3 separate regions of the Mus musculus genome follow, and regions 2 and 3 are each linked to region 1. A link is a loop called in an ENCODE intact Hi-C map of the cell type or tissue named here. Cell type or tissue: heart. All regions are shown on one strand.

Region 1 (2,500 bases):
GCTACCCAGAGAGACCCCTGTCTTGCAAACAAACAAACAAACAAAATGAAACAGCAACAGCAGCAACAACAAACCCTTAGTGACTTTGAATTTTCTTACCTTAAATTTTGTACTCATTACAATATACCATAATGAAATTAGAATAAAACATGGTTTACCTAACAGCGTTCCAATTTAAAGCCATCTGTGGTGGCTCGTATTTGTAACCCCAGGAATACGAAGATTGAGGCATGGAGGTTGCTGTGAGTTGGGGACTTGCCTGGGCTACAAGGTAAAACCTTGTCTCAAAGGGACAAAGATAAGAAGGGACTGAGGAGGCTCAGTGGAAGGCCCTGGCTGCACAAGGATGAATGGCTGAGTTCTGAACCCCAGCACCATATAAAATGTGGGTGTGGCAGCCACACTGTGACTTCAGTGTGGGGGCACTGGAGAGGAGGAGCCTTGGAAACCCCATTACTTTCTTTTCTTATCACAGGAATGGAAATAGAAATATGCATTCCCCCCTCCCCCATTTTGATAGGCTCCTTGTTGTCAGGTGATTTATGGGTGATTAAATAAATGGTTGGTGGCTAAATGCATTCAGTGCAAATAGGCTTTCTCTATTTCCCCCTGCCCATTTGCTGTGTGGGTCTGTAAGTGTATTTTGGTTGGACTATAGGTGAGCTCTCTCATGATTAGAACTTCATGCTGCACCAAGTCTAATGGTTATGTCCCTGAGGCCTTCCATGAACCATACTGTGATGACTTGCTTAAAGTATGCACACACACACACGCACACACTCACGCACAGGCACACGCATGCATGCACGAGATGGATGATGTGTTGCAAGGTGGTTTGGGCAGTGTCGGTGGCTTTTGCAGATGAGGTCACTCCCATAGCATTGGCATCTTGACTCAGGAGTGGGTCTCCAGTCACTGCTGTGCTTCTGTTACATACAGGTTGTGAATAAATCTAAATGCAAGTGTAGGCTGCTTTACCCTGTCTGCTAGAAACAGAAGGAACCAGACCACCCAAAAATATCTTGTAAGAAAACAACAGTTCCTGACTCTGTACACCACCTGCTCCAATGCAACCCAGGGCTCAGAGTGATGCAACTCACAAGCGTGGAAGGGGCTGGCGGATGGGATGGGCTGTCTCGGGGCTGATCTGATGTCAGAGCAGATCATGTGGTGCTCTGTAGGCAGCTGGGACTGGCCCGCGGGAAGCACATGGATTACAGTCTGAGGCTGTGATGGGAAAGTCGGTTCCTGGGCTGCTGTCTCATACACATCAGCAGGCAGGGAAGCTGGGGACTCCGACTCGCCCTTCTCCGGGCCCCTCCTGCTGCGTGGTCACAGGCAATCGCTGAGAGAAGCTGCTGCTCCAGTAAGTGCTTCAAGAAGGTCTTTGTTCGGAGCGTTTGGGAAGCCGGGAGGAAGTGTTGCTGTGGAAGGGGGGGGATGTTGGAAGCCCTTTGTAAATCGCTCTCGGGATCTGGGCTGGGCAGCATGGTTTTATATGCCATCCCGGGAGGTCAAAGGCAGCGCCCGATGTTCAAGATGGTCCCCAGCCCCGATTTTGGTTTGTTCTTCATGTGATGTGTTTTTCTGATGTGCAGTTTCGGGGGTTTTTCCTTTTTCTTTTGTAATTGCAAGGCAGGTTTTTCTTTTAGACCCGATTAAAGTGAATTGATTTTAGATTCTCTTAACCCTGTGTGGACTTGTTTACTCTGTGGCAAGCGAGGGGCGCAGAGAGGGTGGGAACTCCCTCAGTCAACATCACTGCTTCTTAAGATTCAGGTTGTGTTTGTGCCAAAGGACCATGTAGTGGTTGCCACCCTTCCCTGTTCTGGGGGAGTAGGTGATAAGAGGAGAGGCAGGGTGAAGCCGTAGTGTGGACACTTGATTAGTTTTGCCCAACAGTGGGGTTGCTAGGAGATTGCCCCCCTTTAATGGTTAAATTTTGCACTAGGTACCGTCAGCTGGCAGAACACAGACAGCAGAGGAAAAATGATGGAGTTCTCACTCTGTTTCCCAGCAAACGGATTCTCTTTTCTGCTTCCAAAGCCCAACTAAGGTGCAGCAGAGGGAGAAGTGAAGATTTCTAAGCACTGTTGTTTTGTTTCCTGTTTTATGGATGACAGGAGTGCAGAGCTGCACTCGTGCCTCAGGCATGAGCCTCAGCTCTCCAGCATCTTAGGTGTGGCCTTTTTGGAGCACAAGAACAGAGATGGAATGCCATCTTACTGTTCCTCCCGATACATTATACTCCGTTTCTTTCAGAGGCTGGAAATAAATGTGTGTGCTTGGAAGGCAATAGAAGGGGGATTTAGGAGAACAGATTTGTGTATTTTATCTGGCCTGAGACCCCTCTTCCCTGGGAACTCTTTATAGAGTTTTAGGTCCAGGTATGTGATATCAACTTGAAAGATAACATGCACATAATTATGCCCTGTTTTTAAGCAATGGCGCCCCCACCCCTTTTGGAAAAATAATGAGATAACCTGTTATAAGCAATAGA
Region 2 (2,500 bases), 82 kb after region 1:
CTTGGACTTGTCTTATGCTGGTGTGATAATCATGGGCTTTCTATTTCGGGAATGATGCTTTCATTTACACATCCATGGCTTTGGTTAGTTTTGGGGATGGGTTTTTATGGGAGAACTCTTTCTGTGCCTGCTGTTCTTTAAGATGGAGATCACTTCTCACTCATCACTCCATGCTGCCGGAACTGGAGGTGTGACTCCATAAGCTCCTCAGCTTATACCAAGGCTGCATCCCAATAAACCAGTGGTTCTCAGCCTTCCTGATGCTGTGACTCTTTGATAGATAAATAATACATAAATGTGGATGGTGCTGACCTCCAGCCATAAAATTATTTTCCTTGCAACTTCATAACTGCTACTGTTACGGATCATAATGTAAATGTCTGTGTTCTCCTATGATCTTAGGTGACAAAAGGGTCATTTCGTTCCACCCCCAAAGCCGGTCAGAGCCCTACAGGTTGAGAACTACTGCAATAAACTCATCACAAAAAACAGTCCTAAGGGTGTTTGTCAGCTGCACTATACATTACTGCCACAAAATACCCGATGGAGGCACTTTAAGGAAGAAAATGCTTATTTGGGCTCAAAGTTTCAGAGAAATTCAGTCCTTGAAGGGAAAAACATGGCCGAACTCAAGGCTGTAGGAGCTGTGTCCAGAAGTTCTCTAGTCTAAATGGACCAGGAAGCAAACAGAGCAGAGGCAGAGCCAGGTGTATGCCATTCAAAAGCTCGTGAGCTACTTCTGCACACCCCTACCTCCTCAAGGCTCTCCTGCTCTCAAACCAGGACCGAGAACCAGCGACTGAGGGTTCAAAAAATATGAGCCGATGGGAAACAGTTTAGATTCAAGCCATAACTGTGGAAAACATATTTGATATATTTTAAAGCATTTAGTTACATTTTCAAACATGGTAGCCTAGCAAGCCTACCTTATAAACAGAACACTCACTTTGGCTTAAGAGTTGAGTGCAATCATCTAATTTTAATAAAGTGGGTTTCTAAATACTATACAGAAAATAAGAAACACATTGGCTAAATAATTACAGTCTCACACTGTTGCAGAGTTGAAACATTGTTTATGTGAAGTCATCCCACGTTGGGGACTTTGGACAGAGCCTCCTTGACCAGCCTGCTTCTTTCAGAAGCTGACGATGCTCTGCGAAGTTACTCTGCTCTCACGACATGAAAAACCAGAACAAAATTGTAAATTTTATATCGTGCCAATTGGAGACTTGTTGATAAAAGTCGAGCGCATTTCAGATATCGATTGCATCAGAGCCATGCTGCTTTTGATTGTATCGGAGTCGCCCTGCTATCTATTGATCCAGTCATAGCTGAGCTGGCAGGAATCTATTGCATCATAGTTACACTGCCACCTTCTGCTTAACTAAAGTCATAAGCCCCATGGCATTTTTTTCTAGAAACATCCCTCTCCACAACAGCAGGATCTGTCACACTTATGTGTAATGTGTGATGCTGGTGGTGATGGTGGTGGTGGTGGTGATGATGATGATGACTGCTGGCTGTGTAAGTGTGTGACTTTGTCCTTGAGATCATTCAAACACATCCTCACTTGTTTTCCAGGCCAACAAACTTTCTCATAGCAAAAAATCAGAGCGAGTCAAGGCTGTCTCCAGACACTCTTACACTTAACTAGGAAGGTCCCTGCTGAGCCATTACCCTATAAGGTCTATTGGCATTTTCTGATTTTTTTCCCAATAGCCCATTATGCTTATCTTGTTTAAAAAATGTGAAAAAAAAAGAAGAAATTGACATGTATCCTTTTGGAAAGCATCAGGAAAAAATAAACCATTTTCAATGTGTGGAATCATCTGCGTTCATTCATTTATTGTGGTTTAAAACACTGATTATGGGGCTGTAAGATGGCCTACCCAGTGAAAGTGCTTGACCCACACGCACAACAACCTGAGCTTGATCCCAGAGCCCACAGTGGAAGGAGAAAACAGATTCGTTTCGTGCCAGTGGCCTCTGACTTCCACACAGTACACACTACACATACATGAAACACACACACATATACACACAGTAAAAATAATAATAAAAATATGAAAAGGTCTCCTCTAAATAATGATTATAATAACATTTTTTAAAATACTGCAAATAGAGAGAAAAGAGTGTTATTCTGTACTCAACCTTCTAACAGCTGTTTCTTATATTTATGTATTTAAACTTTATTTTGTGGCTGTGAGGACTGGACATATGCCTTATAAGTTTCTTCTTTTTAAATCATGATTTAAATTAATCATGAAGTTTGCATATTCTTCTTGTTCCAGATCGTTGTTTTTGCTTTTGGTTTTCTTGAGACAAAGTCTTACATAGCATAGGCTGGCTTTGAACTTACTATGATGCTGAGGGTGGCCTTGAACTCCTAATCCTTTACCTCTCCAGTGCCTTATTTATAAGTGTTATTATACACAGCTGAAGTAATAATTGTCCAAACAAGTCCATTTTATTTTCCTGTTGGTGTAATTGGGAAATAGTG
Region 3 (2,500 bases), 54 kb after region 1:
AAAAATCAAAATATGAACAAAAGCAGCTTAAAAATAACTTCTGAGGGCCAGCGAGATGGCTTAGTATAGGTTGTCTCCAGGCCTGACAATTCAAGTTCCATCTCAGGAGCCCACGGGGTAGAGGCGAGAACTGACTTCCCAAGTTGTCCCCTGATCTCTGCACTTACCAAGGCACATGTACCCACCCCCATGAATGAAGGAAGGAAAGAAGAAATATTAATCAGAGAAAGTGATAGCTTTTGTTGAAGGTAATTTGGACCCAGTACACAGCTCATTTAACTCATTTAATTTACGTGCACTGGCTCTATAGAGTGCTTTAGCTGTTCCTGTGTTTCTGGCCACAGAGGAGGAGCGGCAATACAATTTCAAAGTTTCCTTTGTTTGTTTGTTTTACTGGTTATGATGTAGACTGTGGGTTGTAGGTTTTGTTGAGAGCAAAGCCATTTATTCTCCAGCGATACATGCTCAACTGCAAACACAAATTTCTGCTACACTGAGTCTGTTGTTTAGTCTTTTCTTTGATAAAGCAAGTCAGAAGTCCAAGAGGTTTTGGAAACAAAGTGCAAACCATTTTCGGCAGAACTGAACACAGAGAGGGGTAGAAGCTTAAAACTTCTCAGTGCATTGAGAGCTCTTACCATGGGGAAGATAATGGAAGTCTGGATGCAGGGACCATTTTTCTCCAAGCAGAGAAAGCTACGCTTTTGAGGTTGTATTTACAATCTCTCAGATGTGGAGAAAGGGGGTTTAAGAGCTTTTGGCTAAGACTCTCGGAGTCTCCCAAGTTTCCAGTTATTTCTGCTTTCACTAGTCCAAGGCATTTTTCACTTCCCTCTTTGTTCAGCCTTGGTCTTGTGGTCGTGGTCACTTACTGCTCCAAGCACAGCCCCTCCCTTGTCTGTCAGACACTTCTTCACTCAGAACAGACCACTCACTTCACTCCTGAGAGAGGAAGTGCCTTACTAACTATACACGGATCTGCAAGGAAGACTGCTACAGGGGCAGGCTCCTTCTCAGCCACGCCTCTGGTTCACACTGGAAACAGAATAACAGAGAAGGCTGTGCTCACACTTTCTATCCCAGCTGCGGAGCTGCTGAGTCTTACCTGACCTACAGTGAGCCTAGAATGCTCTTCCCTAGTTCTCCGACCTGACACTGGGAAAATGGCTGACTGTGTGAATCACATCCAGGCAAAACTGAAACTTTGTTTCCAAAATCCCCTCCTGGTCTCAGGGTTAAATCTCCCTCTTTCTGGCTTTAATGCTCATTGCCCACGACCACCAACTGTCTTTCTTTATTCCGTGTGTCTGGTTTAGGTCTTTGCCCTTGATCAGAATCTTGTCTTAGCTCCATCCTTTCTCTTGCCGCCTAGATTCCCTCTTTTCTTCCAGAGTCCAAGATGTCTTCCAGGCTCAAACCCGGACATGTGAGCCACTGGCTGGCCTCAACAAATGGTCACCTTGATGCAAGATATAGTCATCTGAGAGGAGGAGACCTCAATTAATAAGACTGGGCTGTACATAAGCCTATAGGACATTTTCTTTTCTTTATTCCCCATTCACATTTTCTTTTCTTTATTTTTATTCTTTAATCTTTTAAAAAAATTTATTGAATATTTTCTTTATTTACATTTCAAATGTTATCCCTTTTCCCGGTTCTCCCATCCACCACCTGAAACCCCTATCCCATCTCTCGTCCCCTGCTTCTATGAGGGTGCTCACCCACCCACCCACTCACCCACTCCTGCCTCCTGCCCTCCAATTCCCCTACACCGGGACATTGAGCCTTCACAGGACCAAGGGCCTCTCCTGCCTTTGATACCTGACAAGGCCATCCTCTGCTACATAAGTGGCTGGAGCCATGGGCCCCCCCCCCCCATGTGTACTCTTTGGTTGGTGGTTTAGTCTCTGGGAGCTCTGGGGGGTCTAGTTGGTTGATATTGTTGTTCTTCCTACAGGGTTGCAAACCCCTTCAGCTTCTTCAGTGTTTTCTCTAACTCCTCTATTGGAGACCCCGTGCTCAGTCCAATGGTTAACTGCGAGCATCCCCCTCTGTATTTGTCAGGCTCTGGCAGACTCTCTCAAGAGACAGCTATATCAGGCTCGTGTCAGCATGCACTTCTCGGCATCTACAATAATGTCTGGGTTTGGTGACTATATTTGGGATGGATCCTCAGGTGGGGCAGTCTCTGGATGGCCTTTTCTGCAGTCTCTGCTCCACACTTGGCCTTTGTATTTGCTCCCATGAGTATTTTGTTCTCCTTTCTAAGAAGGACCGAAGCATCCACATTTTGGTCTTCCTTCTTCTTGAGCATCATGTGGTCTGTGAATTTTATCTTGGGTATTTCAAGCTTTTGGGTTAATATTCACTTATCGGTGAGTGCATACCATGTGTGTTCTTTTGTGATTGGGTTACCTCACTCAGGATGATATTTTCTAGTTCCATCCATTTGCGTAAGAATTTCATGAAGTATTTAATAGCTGAGTGGTATTCCATTGTG

Evidence for each region. Hi-C counts contacts between places; a loop is a spot of excess contacts. Peaks named below come from ENCODE experiments on the same cell type or tissue, not always from the same donor. Only the 100,000 strongest peaks of a DNase experiment are listed, where the experiment ranks them.
Region 2: a loop joins it to region 1, with 2.5 times the contacts of the local background. A loop is called at or near these places in 20 of 42 quality-filtered maps.
Region 3: a loop joins it to region 1, with 2.2 times the contacts of the local background. A loop is called at or near these places in 5 of 42 quality-filtered maps.

The regions. Positions count from the first base shown.
Region 1 is chr3:127,407,711-127,410,210 of GRCm38, reverse strand. The region is part of intron 1 of Ank2 (ankyrin 2, brain); the gene reads left to right. Among named protein-coding and RNA genes, the nearest start is that of Gm46824, 6.2 kb to the right of the region's middle. In heart, no CTCF peak of the experiment used is centred here; a DNase peak (open chromatin) is centred at 1,180; H3K4me3 peaks cover 1,386 bases; H3K27ac peaks cover 1,170 bases.
Region 2 is chr3:127,325,403-127,327,902 of GRCm38, reverse strand. The region is part of intron 1 of Ank2 (ankyrin 2, brain); the gene reads left to right. Among named protein-coding and RNA genes, the nearest start is that of Gm52631, 60 kb to the left of the region's middle. In heart, a CTCF peak has its summit at 1,376 (motif pointing left); no DNase peak of the experiment used is centred here.
Region 3 is chr3:127,353,858-127,356,357 of GRCm38, reverse strand. The region is part of intron 1 of Ank2 (ankyrin 2, brain); the gene reads left to right. Among named protein-coding and RNA genes, the nearest start is that of Gm52631, 31 kb to the left of the region's middle. In heart, no CTCF peak of the experiment used is centred here; a DNase peak (open chromatin) is centred at 947.